2 separate regions of the Homo sapiens genome follow, and region 2 is linked to region 1. Evidence: chromatin contacts called from ENCODE Hi-C or POLR2A ChIA-PET data. All regions are on one chromosome and are shown on one strand. The core of a region is the stretch at or near the end of the contact, and the rest is flanking DNA. Distances in the headings are between cores, read along the strand shown.

The links. A loop is a pair of places that touch in the nucleus more often than their neighbours do. ChIA-PET counts read pairs that join two places held with the same protein, here RNA polymerase II (POLR2A). Pooled maps may share reads with other maps.
Region 2: a pooled map shows a loop between it and region 1 (2.9-fold over the local background). The contact joins the promoter of HINFP here to the promoter of PHLDB1 in region 1. A Hi-C loop is called at or near these places in 2 of 50 pooled maps. POLR2A ChIA-PET finds 5 or more read pairs at or near these places in 3 of 52 experiments (AG04450, CD4-positive, alpha-beta T cell and naive thymus-derived CD8-positive, alpha-beta T cell).

Annotation. Positions count from the first base shown.
Region 1 is chr11:118,602,979-118,609,168 of GRCh38, reverse strand. PHLDB1 (pleckstrin homology like domain family B member 1) reads right to left here and starts at 1,554. Exons shown (of 23, transcript NM_001144758.3): 1 at 1,470-1,554. LOC124902765 (a long non-coding RNA gene) reads left to right here and starts at 658. Exons shown (of 2, transcript XR_007062908.1): 1 at 658-1,046; 2 at 1,981-6,190. It overlaps ARCN1 (archain 1 coat protein complex I subunit delta), which reads right to left. Exons shown (of 10, transcript NM_001655.5): 10 at 6,136-6,190. RefSeq lists enhancers at 1-383, 421-715, silencers at 843-912, 973-1,062 and a cis regulatory region at 4,322-4,517.
Region 2 is chr11:119,117,287-119,123,028 of GRCh38, reverse strand. HINFP (histone H4 transcription factor) reads right to left here and starts at 1,449. Exons shown (of 10, transcript NM_198971.3): 1 at 1,390-1,449. C2CD2L (C2CD2 like) reads right to left here. Exons shown (of 14, transcript NM_001290474.2): 14 at 4,485-5,742. RefSeq lists a silencer at 1,436-1,715.

The DNA.
Region 1 (6,190 bases), core at 305-2,804:
GGCTGCTTGTGTGAGCTGGGCTGTGTGTGTGAGCTGGGCTGTGTGTGTGACGGGCTGCTTGCATGAGCTGGGCTGTGTAACTGGGGCAGTGTGTGTGAGCTGGGCTTCGTGTGTGAGCTGGGGCCTCGTGTTTGACTGGGGTGTGTGTGTGAGAGCTGGGGCTGCGTGTGTGAGCTGGGCTTCGTGTGTGAGCTGGGGCCTCATGTGTGACGGGTACGTGTGTGAGCTGGGTTGTGTGTGTGACTGGGGTGCGTGTGTGAGGTAGGCTGTGTGACTGGGGTGCATGTGTGAGCTGGGGCGCGTGTAAGCGGGGCTGCGGGTGTGAGGGGCTGCGTGAGCGCGGGGCGCTTTCCTGTGAGGCGTAAGGCATGGAGTGCGTGGGAAGGCCTCGGCGTGTGGGCGGGTCCGGGTGTGTCTGGGTGGCGTGACGCAGGGACGTAGGTGTGCGAAGTGTCGCGGAGGCGTGCGTGTGTGCCGCGTGGGAGCCCGGCGTGGTGGGGCGCCTGCGTTTGCGTTTGACGGCTGGGGGGTGAGCCCGCCGCCCGATGAGTCAGCCTCGGGAGGCTCCAGGACCGCTGAGCTAACGGCCCAGAATGCAGCCCCGCCCCAGAGCCGTGGGTCCCCGGCAGGGCTGTGCGGTCGCCCGGCCAAGTCCCCACTCGAGCCTGCCTCGGCGGAAGCGCTAGCGGGCGACTCGGCCACCCTGCGCCGGCGCCCCTACCCAGCCGCCCGCCCGCACTTCCCTATCCCGGGGGAGCCCGGATGACTTGGGTCAGCCTCCGCTCGGGGAACTCCGCTAGGGATTCCAATAGGGACCGCGCGGGCGTGGCAAGGCGCCCCAGGCGGCCTCCCCGGCCCCCGAGGACGTGGGGCCTTGGGGAGTGCCTGGGAGGCCCCAGGCGGGCTTCCCATCTCCTGGACACCCCCAGGCAGCCCTCCTAGACGCTCAAGACTCTGAGCCGGACTCCGAATCCCTTCCTGGTCCATCAAGGCGGCCGGCCTGGGGACAGGCGGGGAGACGTCACAGGAGATACCCCCGCCCCAAGGTCCTGCTGTGGGCGGAGAGGGGGAGGTGTGGGGCGCTGGAGGACGAAAACCCGCGCGCGCGCTCGCCGCCCGATACCCCGCGAGTGTCCGCCCGGCCGCCTGGGTGCCGGCGGGAGAGTCTGGATAGGGCCAGGATCAGAGTTTCTCCAAGGGGGGGAGAGCGTCACGGCCCCCTCTGGCGGTGGCGTTGGCAGCGGCCGAGGAAGGCAAAAGCAAGAGGCTCACAGGAAAACTCCCCATAACGCTCCTTTCGCCCCCACGCACTCACCTGGGGTGCCCTCTCTCCCCCACGGGTTTCTGCCGAGCTCCCTAGCCTAGAGCTGATCTCAGGGCTCTCGCCAGGCCCCGGGGACTTCCCCTTATCCAGTCCTAGCACCGCAGCGAATGGGACCCGCAAGTGTAGTGGGACGGGGCGCTCTTACCTAGAGGTGGGGGGGGGGCAGGGAGACACTGGTCCCTTAGCCTGGCTCGGCTCGGTCGCGGTGGCCTCAGGCTTAGGAGGACACCGTTGCTTTTCCCCGGGAGCTCGCTAAGTAGGAGGAGAGCGAGCCTGTCCCGCCCCCCTCCCGCCAGTCCCCGCCCCCGTCCCCCGTCCCGTCCGCCTGGCCAGCCAAAGAAGACGCCCTTGTGGGGCTGGAGCCCAAGGTCCCCCCACCCACCCTTTCCCACAGCAGCACCTCCCCCAGCCTGCACAGCGCCCGCTTTGTTCATCTTTGCAGCTGGGCTCTCCACCATCACCACCACCACCACCACCACCACCACCACCACCACCACCACCACCACCACCACCACACATCCCCCTCTCCTCCCACCCTGCCCTCCCGACTCTCCTAGACCACCCTCCACTCCCAGGCTTTAACACGCTTTTGAGAGGGTGTTTTTGACAATCCGTTCTCCCTCCCCCAAACTCTCCCCTCTTTCTTTTTGCCTTAGATGCCTGAAACCTCCACGGGCTCCCACTGAACCTCCCAAATCGAAGCCCCTACAACATGCTCTCAACATCTCCAGAACATCTACTGAGGGTACCCAGGTCTTCTCCCTGTCACCTCCTCCCCTCGCCCTATTCCAAGCCCCACCATGAAGAGCTGTAAATGACATTGATAGCCACGCACATCAGGCTTCACAGACTTTCTTAAGGATAGGCACAAGAAGACTCGTTAAAGTGTCATGCAAACTCCAAAGCACAGGAAAACCGAATGGAATTATCATCTTGCCCCCATGGAGCTCCACACCCCTCCACCCCGACAGACTTGCTGGATTACAGATTGGGAGATGGAGGCAGGCTATAGACATACAATTGAGCACACCAACCTGTAGTAGGAGTGGGAGTTAATAAGGAAGAGAAGGAGGCACTAAACACCTAAAAGCAGCCCCCAAATTGAGCTAGGTTGAAGTCATTCTCCATCTCAACCTCCACTCCGAAATCCAACGCTGACAGTGGATCCTTACCTTGCAAAGCCAGCTCTTGGTCCAGGAGACTGGCTGGGGAGGCCCTAGGGAGCTGAACTCAGCTGGACTGGACTTCTTTGACCTGCACTAGAGGGACCCTGGAGACTCTTCTTCACTGAAGGAAGGAGCAGAAAGCCTGTAAGTCTGGTCTAAATTCCAGCTGGGGTGGATAGCAAAAAATAATTTATCCTCTTTGAGATGGACAAGTGCTGTTCTAATTCAATGAGTTTAGTTTGTGCCGTCTCTCCCTAACCCAGGAACAGCAGGAGGCTGAACTACAGGAATCTCTGGTCACTCATTGACAGGGCTGGCCTTAGCAGGGGACCCCCCACGGCTGGAGACTGAAGCTGACCGGGGCCAAGCAGCAGACAAGGAGGGGGAGGGGAGAGGCCGCCCTTTGCTGCCACCTGCTATAGCTAATGGAGGTGGAACACTCAAGATCCAGAATATGCTGTGGGTACCAGGAAGTCCTAGGATTTGAGGAGCGAGACTCTAGTTTTTCCTCTCTTCATACTGTTTGAAGTCATGAAAGTAATTCTGATGAACCTTCATGAGGCAGATCACAACAGTAATATTCAGGCTATTTGGGTATGTAAAAAAAGGAAGAAGGAAAAAACCCAAACTGTTGTATCCCATGTGCCAAGACCCAGCACTGAGGGGAGGGGTCCAGATTGCAGTACCTCAGAGGCTTTTCACTTCATTCTGTTTCACGGCCCCCAGCTCCTCTTTACTGTACTGGGCAGGAGGAATTTCAGGGAATAATCAAGCCTGCCATGGAGGCAGTGGATGCTGAGGCAGAGGGTCGAAACAGCACCCAACTTCTCTCACTGACCTCCCAACACAGGGACCAGCTGACCCTATGATAAAGGCGCTGTGCAATGTGTCCTCTCCCCTGCTGTGTCAGGCCTCTATGTTCCCACAGTTAGAGCACTCAGGGGACTAAAGACCTACCGCCCCCACTCTCCATCTCCGCCCTGCTCCACATCTGGAGCCCATCAAAAAACTCAGCGCTCTCTCACAGTTACGCAAGAGGTCGAGCAGCTGGGAGCTCAGGAAAGGGGGAGGAAGAGAGGGAAAGAAAGCAGAAAACAGCTTTCCAGGCCTGCTTCAGACTTTCCGAAGTGGAAGCAGGGGGAGAGGGCAAAGCCTGGGTGTGGAAGGAAGAGTGGATTTTTCTAAGGCCCTTTGCATTGGCTACAAGTGTCAGGAGTGAATTTCCATACTCCTGCTTTTGCCTTGGCACATTCCCCACTTTGTCCCACCTCTCAAATTGTACTCCCTCTAGCCCCAGAGAGGTGATTATTGCTCATACAGCAAGCAATCCTTGTAGATACACACCCTCTTCCAGAAAGCTGTCCGTTTCTGGCCTCTGGATCCTGAAGTCAGGCATCATTGGTGTAGGCGTGGTGGTAGCAATGACCCTGCAGCAACTTGGGGAAAAGTTCAAAGCTCTCTTTTCAGCTGTCTTAGAAATTGCATAGTCTGCTTCGACCCAAAGCTAACATGCATCCAAGCTAAGTGGGAAATTTGGGTAGGACAGAAGACTGGTCTTGTGTACCTCCAAGGCTAAGGGCTTTCCTAATGAGCTAAAAGAACAAGCATTCATTTGGGCAAAAGAATGGGAGACAAGACCTATTTCAATTTCTCTCATTGTCTTGAATTTCTAATGCTTCTTTCAAACAGCCCCTGTCCTGGTTTGGTAATCAATCTGATCACCCAGAGTAAACCTAGGGAAGCTTTCCAGTATTGGTTTAGACCCTAAATAACCACTTAGCCCCTGCCCTAAGAACAGCAGGGCAAAAAAACTGCGGTGGGGGATGGGAGAAGTGGTCCAAGCTTCTGAAAACTGCCTAATAGCTTGACTTGTGATTGTGAGAGGGAAAACAGCCTGGTTTGGAAAGATAGTCTAATTTTTCTAAAGGCCTACCTCCGTATCAATCCCCAACTCCCCAGGATAAGACGTTAAGGCAGCTATTTGTAGTGTTGCTGTCTGCCCTTGGGTAACAGCAATGCACAGCAACCAACCTACTTGTGGATCTTCTAGGACAAGGGAATTGGGGGTAAGGGGGTTGTAATAAGACAGATGTGCATAGCAAAAGAAAATCATTTGTGAGGTTTTGCTTGAGATTCCTCTAGAGCCTACAAGACAGAAGCCATGTTACCTACTCTCATATAGATCCATGTTTAGTACTAGCTGTAGTTAACACTTGTCTAACTTGGAAAAAAAAAGGCTTCACAAGCAGATAGTCATTGCTTCCAGTTAGACTTTAATCTTCTTGAGGATGACTTTTTCCATTTTTCTCCTGTCTCCTTCCAATAAGCCCTGTCAGATGTGAAGTTTAATAAAAAGCTATTCTATATCAACCCTGGAAATCTCAGACCCTAGCCAGTGTGAACAACTTTAAAACTGTTCACAATTTAAAAATTAATTGGAGGGCAAAGTTTCCCATCAGAGATGCATGGGTTGACAAATTTGAAGCTATGGTGAGTAAAGGAATGACAGACCTTAATCATTTCATTCGATTAAGGCTACAGTCTCAGACAGCTAAGCCACACTTGAGCAACATTAGACCAGATACTTTTTTTCACCAAGAAAAAAAAAATCAGAATCTTGGCTTTCAACATTAGAAATTTCTCATCCCAGATACTTAATAAGTGAGAATAATTTGCCTTCCAATTTTTTGACACCCAATAGTTTTTCCAAGTTAAATTTTAAAAAAGCATAAGAAAGTAAGCAGCTCTGGCGGAGCGCGGTGGCTCAGGCCTATAATCCCAGCACTTTGGGAGGCTGAGGCGGGCGGATCACGAGGTCAGGAGTTTGAGACCAGTCTGACCAACATGGTGAAACCGTCTCTACTAAAAATACAAAAATTAGCCGGGGGTGGTGGTGTGGAATGCCTGTAATCCCAGCTACTCAGGAGGCTGAGGCAGGAGAATCACTTGAACCCTGGAGGTGGAGGTTGTGGTGAGCCGAAATCATGTCACTGCACTGCAGCCTGGTGACTGTCTCAAAAAAAAAAAAAAAAAAGGCTGGGCGCGGTGGCTCACGCCTGTAATCCAGCACTTTGGGAGGCAGAGGTGGGCGAATCATCTGAGACCAGGAGTTCAAGACCAGCCTGACCAACATGGTGAAACCGTCTCTACGAAAATACAAAAAAAATTAGCCCGGCATGATGGCGGGTGACTGTAATCCCAGCTACTCTGGAGGCTGAGGCAGGAGAATCGCTTGAAGCTGGGCGACCGTGGTTGCAGCGAGCTGAGATCGCACCACCACACTCCAACCTGGGCAGCTAAGCGAGACTCCATCTCAAAAAAAAAAAGTAAGCAGGTTTATCTGAGGGAATTATCAACAGTTCCCAAAAATTGTTCCCATTATCCCTCATCCCTGGATCACTTCTCATCACGGTCTAATGGGGAAGAGAAGACTCCAAGACTCCAAGATTAAAGATGAAGCCTGACTTTTTTGACTCTCCAACTGCCGTCTGACAAAATTAAGACTCCAATCCCCAAAAAGGCCAGAAGTAGCATCAAATTCAAAAGCTACACTGTCAGGAGTGCATGTATCAAATGTAGAAAAATACGCAAGGAAGCACAATACATATAAGATGGAAAAAGGCAATGAATACTCTCACAGATTACTTTCTCTTAAAAAAAACATGTCATTAATTTTTAATGTTAGGTCCCATTACAGCAT
Region 2 (5,742 bases), core at 200-2,699, 510 kb before region 1:
AGCCTCCGAAGTATTATAGCTGGGACTATAAGCACGCACCACCACGCCCAGCTAATTTTTGTAGTATTAGTAGAGACGAGGTCTTGCCATGTTGGTCAGGCTGGTCCCAAACTCCTGACCTCAAGTGATCCGCCCGCCTCGGCCTCACAAAGTGCTGGGATTACAGGTGTGAGCCACCGCGACAGGCCTACCTATGCAACTTCTATTCGCCTTTCAAACCCCAAAGTCTTCTCTTTGATGACCCCCTTCCCAATTCATCCAGGTACAGCTGGCATATCCCATCTCTTGCCCACGGCATCCACACACATCTTTGCTATCAATGCAATGAAACTTGTTTCCCCTAGACTAGGAGTTTCTCAGGACAGTGGCCATCACTTATTCACTTCTCATTCTCAGATTCAGCACAGAGCTTTGCACACCCCAGGTACTCAATAAATATCAGGAGATAATCACATTCCGGGAAGCCTTCCTAAACTACCCCATCCCTGAATCTACTCTTGCTCCTTAGTTCTATGGCTGGCACAGCTGACACCATAAAACTTCAACCCTATTTTCATGTTGCCATGGTCGTTTTATGTGTTCTAGTCTCGTTTACCCAATTGGACTATAAGAAGCTTCTGAGCAGAAACCATATCACACCTGCCCGTGTCCCTACACTGTGCCGAGCACAAATATTCTAAACATACACCTGCTGTTAGACTGGTGGGTAAGTCCAAGGAGGCAAGCTAGCTGGCGATACAGAATGATCTGAAACCTAGGCAAAACTCCCTGACGCTCTCTGACTGTCCTCCTGTCTTCTTTAATTTCTCTTTCTGTGTCTCTTGTTTCTACTCTGAGGAGATAGGGGCATGATCTTCACTCTACCCTCTTAACACTTAAGAGGGCATATACTGTAACGCAAGACAATGAATGAACTGTGGTATTCAAGAAAAAAAGGGTCCTAAACGCCTAAGAACTCATAATTTGGCCAAAAAGATAAGACTGATACGTGAAGACAACGACCGAAACAAAGTACCCGATGAGGGAGACCAGGACAGAGAGACACCTCCGCGGTCAGGCGAAAAGGAAGTCTCCCCTAAGCAGTGGGGCCCGCACCACGCCTCGAAGGACAGGTAGAATTTGGACAGAAGGAAGGAGACCGTCCCGTTGGGCAAAACCTCTCCACTCGCAGTCCCGCAGGCTTCCCGGAATCCTTCACGCTAAGGCGTGGCGGCGACCGAGTCTCAGCCGCAGCGAAGCCCCTAGACTAGAAAGCAGGGAGGTTCCAGTCGGGGTGAGGGGACCGGACCAGGGCAGACCAGCGTGGCCAAGCGGCAAGAATACTCGCCGAGGTGGCTCGGGAAGAGCTTGGCCTCCTGCAGCCCCTGCAGAGCACATACCCCAGCTTACCGTCTGTCGGCTCCAGGTCTCTTCAGCTCTTCTCCCACCTCAGACCATCTCCGGAGAGGCGCTTGAGGGACGGTCAAGGAAAGCCAATCGTCGTTCTCGGATCCGACTGACAGCCAATGGTAGCTGTGTCTGGCGGAACCCGTGCGCACCAAAACACGGAAGGGGCGGGAACAGTGGGTGGGGCTAGGCGTCCCGGGCGGACAGAGGGGCGACAGGATACGTGCAAAAGGTAGCACGTGACCGCGCCTCGCTGCTCAGGGCAACGCAAAGGCGGGGAGCCTATGGGCCTGAGTTCCCCTAACTGCGCAGGCTCGGCCTCCGGGACCCAACGGGCATGCGCAGGGCTCGCGCCTGGTGCGCAGTGGGGTCTCCCTCACGTGGTTCTTCGCTTTAGTTGGCTGGTTGCGTGGGCCTCGCGGAGAAAAAGGCGTGGGATGCTGCCCAGCGCTGTCGGCCCCGCTCGGCTCAGATTGAAGGTTCTACCCTTTCCTTCAGCCTCTTAGTCTTATTATGTTTTAAATGTTGGTATTATATGTTTCTCTTTCCCCCCAAAACTCGGCTTCCCTTCATCCACTCGTTCAGGTCAGAAAGCTGGCAGTCATCACTGATTCCTCTCACTTCTCACATCCAATCCATTGCCAAGTTCTGTGGATTCTACCTCCTTTTAAAACAGGATATTTCAAATTTATCCCCTTTTGTTTATCTTCACCGCCTCCCCCACCTCCCCTGTCCAGTGATGACCTCCAGGCAGGATTTATACATTAGTCTAATGGGTCCCGCTGCGTGCACACTTGCTTCCTTCCAAAGCATTCTCCACTTTGCAAAAAGCAGACCTGATCAAGTTACCATCTGCTTCAGACAATTCAAAGGCATTCTATTGCTTTCAGGGCAAAGCTCCAAAACCATACTGAGGTTTTCTAGACCCTTCAGCATCTGGGCTCTCCCTGTCTACTTTTTTTTAGTCCTTCTCGACCATATTTCTTGCTCTCCAGTCGCAAATTTCTTTCACCTTTTCCACCACACCAAGCCACCTTTTACCTCTCAAGCCTTGAACTTGTTTTCTTTACCTGGAATAATCCCTTTCTCCTCCTCCCACATTTATTTGACTGACTCCTACTAATTTTTATGGTCTCAGTGTAGATGCTTCTTTTTCCAAAAAGTCTTCCTGATAGTCCTTTCTTGTATTTAACAATACAGCTCAGTCACATTGTATTTGTCTGTTTACTCTCAGTCTGCATTCTTCACTAGACTAGTTCTTCACCTTTATAACTCCATCAGTGGGCCGGGTGTCGTGGCTCACGCCTGTGATCCCAGCACTTTGGGAGGCCGAGGCGAGTGGATCACATGAGGTCAGGAGCTCAAGACCAGCCTGGCCAACATGGGGAAACCCCGTCTCTACTAAAAATACAAAAACTAGCTGGGCATCGTGGCGGGCGCCTATAATCTCAGCTACTCGGGAGGCTGAGGCAGGAGAATCGCTTGAACCCAGGAGGCACAGGTTGCAGTGAGCTGAGATGGCACCACTGCACACCAGCCTGGGCAACAGAGCAAGACTCTGTCTCAAAACAAAACAAAAAACAAAATAAAACAAAAAACCCATCACTCACTTAGCCCAGTGGCTGAAACTCAGTAAGGGTTCAAGACATACTTGTTAAATAATATACCTTAATAAAGTTGGTTAAGACTGATATTTTATTGCATTGTAGTTTTCTGTATCTTCTAATCTAAAAATAAACCTATATAATTTGTACAATCAGAAAACACATTAAATGTTCAATATATATAAAATAAAATTTAAAATGCCATTAAGATAGTAAAGTCATACTTGTGCATAAATTTTGGTTTTAACAACAGTGAGTTATAACTTGGTCCCTATTTTAAAATAGGGTTTTGCAGGGCGCGGTGGCTCATGCCTGTAATCCCAGCACTTTGGGAGGCCGAGGCGGGCGGATCATGAGGTCAGGAATTCGAAACCAGCCTGGCCAACATGGCGAAACCCCATCTCTACAAAAAATACAAAAATTAGCCAGGTGTGGTGGTGGGTGCCTGTAGTGCCAGCTACTCAGGAGGCTGAGGCAGGAAAATCGCTTGAACCTGAGAGGCAGAGGTTGCAGTGAGCCAAGATCACTCCACTGCACTCCAGCCCGGGCAACAGAGAGAGACTCTGTCTCAAAAAAAAAAAAAAAGCGTTTTAAAAAATGTAATTCAAAAGTAACAAAATATATCTTACCAACTTTATTCATTCAAAAATGCATATAGTAGTACTTCATGAAATGCCATCCTCATTTTAATTCAGATTTACACCACTGAAAATAGCTTTTAGCTTTATTTAGCAATTTTATGAAGAAAAAGTTCATTCACAGAGCTGTGTAAACTCAAACATAGGTTACAGAGCAAAAATTTCAGGATTGCTCTGGGATCCATATATATGTTTCCAAAATTTAAAGCAGTGTCATTCTGTCTAGCATAGTTTACTTCTATCTCAATCTGCTTCTCTTGAAAACAAGCCACAATTTTGGCTGGGTAATTCAGACATATCCTGAGATTTGTTCTTTAAAAGCTGCCACAAAAACTGAAAGCATAATTCATACTCATTAAAAGCTGTGGATCCCTTCTGAAAGTGTGAAATGGATTAAGTTGATGAAAATATGTTTCGTATTTTTTTCATTCATTTAAAAATTCCCTATTTTTGAAACGTGATCAGGCTCTTCTTCACTAAAATATGTGATTCCATGGAACTCTGGGCAGCTCAGTACTGGAAGCTCAATACAGATTCCAGTTACCATCTACTCATTCCCCAGGTCCTGTAGAACTCTGAATACCTGTTCTCCCATCAACAAAAGTTTCTTGTGCAATCACAAGTTCACTGTGTTTGGTTGTCGTGTCATACTGGTAGAAAAACTGTTCCTCTGTGAACCACTAAGAGTTACATTTCTTAGACTGGGGAAACAGCTTGAAAAATCTCTTTGAATTTTCATGACTTAGAATTGAACATTTCACTACATAAAAATCAACCAAATCGATGTGTCCATCAATGGAGGATTGGATAAAGAAAACGTAGTTAATGTAGTGAGTGATAAAGAAAATGCAGTTTATAAACTCCAACTTGACTTTAATAAATTAAATTCCAAGCTGTCACACAGCAATGGACATCATTATCATCGCCCAACACACACACACACAGTGGAATACTACTCAGCCATAAAAAAGAATGAAATCATGTGTTTTCCAGCAACATGGGTGGAACTGGAGGCCATTATCCTCGGTGAAATAACTCAGAAACAAAGTCAAATATGGCATATTCTCATTTATAAGTGGGAGCTAAATAATGGGTATACATGGACATATAGAGTGGAATAAAAGACATCGGAGACTATGAAAGGTGAGAAGGTGGGAGGAGGGTGAGGGTTGAAAAACTACCTATTGGGTATGATGTTCACTATTTGGGCGATGCGCACACTAAAAAAAGCCCAGACTTCACCTCTATGCATGCAATATATGCATGTAAGAAACCTGCACTTGTCCCCCCAAATATATAAAACTAAATTATCTAATTGAAAAAAAAAATCTATACCCTCCATTCTTCCCGGATATCTCATATTTGGTGAGTAGTGTGGACAGGAGCATGGGGAATAGTAACAATTTCCACATGCTATCTACCCAAAGGCATGTGCCCTAAACACCCTGAGATATAGGTAGTCATAGAATGTCAAGGCTGGAAGTGACCTGAATGTTTATCCAGGTCACCCTTATTTTAGATATGAGGAAACTGAGGTCCCCAAAGGAGAAGTTGCCTGCTCAAGATCACTTGGTTTGTCTGTGGCAGACTCAGTTTTCTTGCTTCCTGGTCCTGCATTCTGCCCAATATCCTGTAGCAGCTTACCTGGTTCAAGTCCTGTATAAGATCTCAAGCACGGGAACCAGGGACACAGTTTGCTAGGATCTATCAATCCCTGAAATTTGCCCACATTTCAGAATGAGAGAGCTTTTATTATGTTGAAACACTTCTAAGACTTCCCCCTCCCAGTTTCTTCTGAGGCAACAGTTAACACTCAGCACTTCATTTACTTCTCATCCACAACCAAATGATAGCCATGATGATTGAAGTTCCCATTTTACAGATGAGAAAACTGAGGCACTTAGAGGTTACATAACTTGCCCAAGGTCACACAAGTAATTAGAAGAGCTGGGACTCAAACCCAGGCAGGCAGTCTAGTTACAGGGTCCAAGCTTTGATCTCCATTACATCCTAGAAGGAGCAGCCTGTTCCAGAAAGGGGAATGAAGACTAACCTGTACTAGTTGATTGAGTTTTTTGCTACAATTTCATACTCCAGAGCCTCCTGTCTCTTCC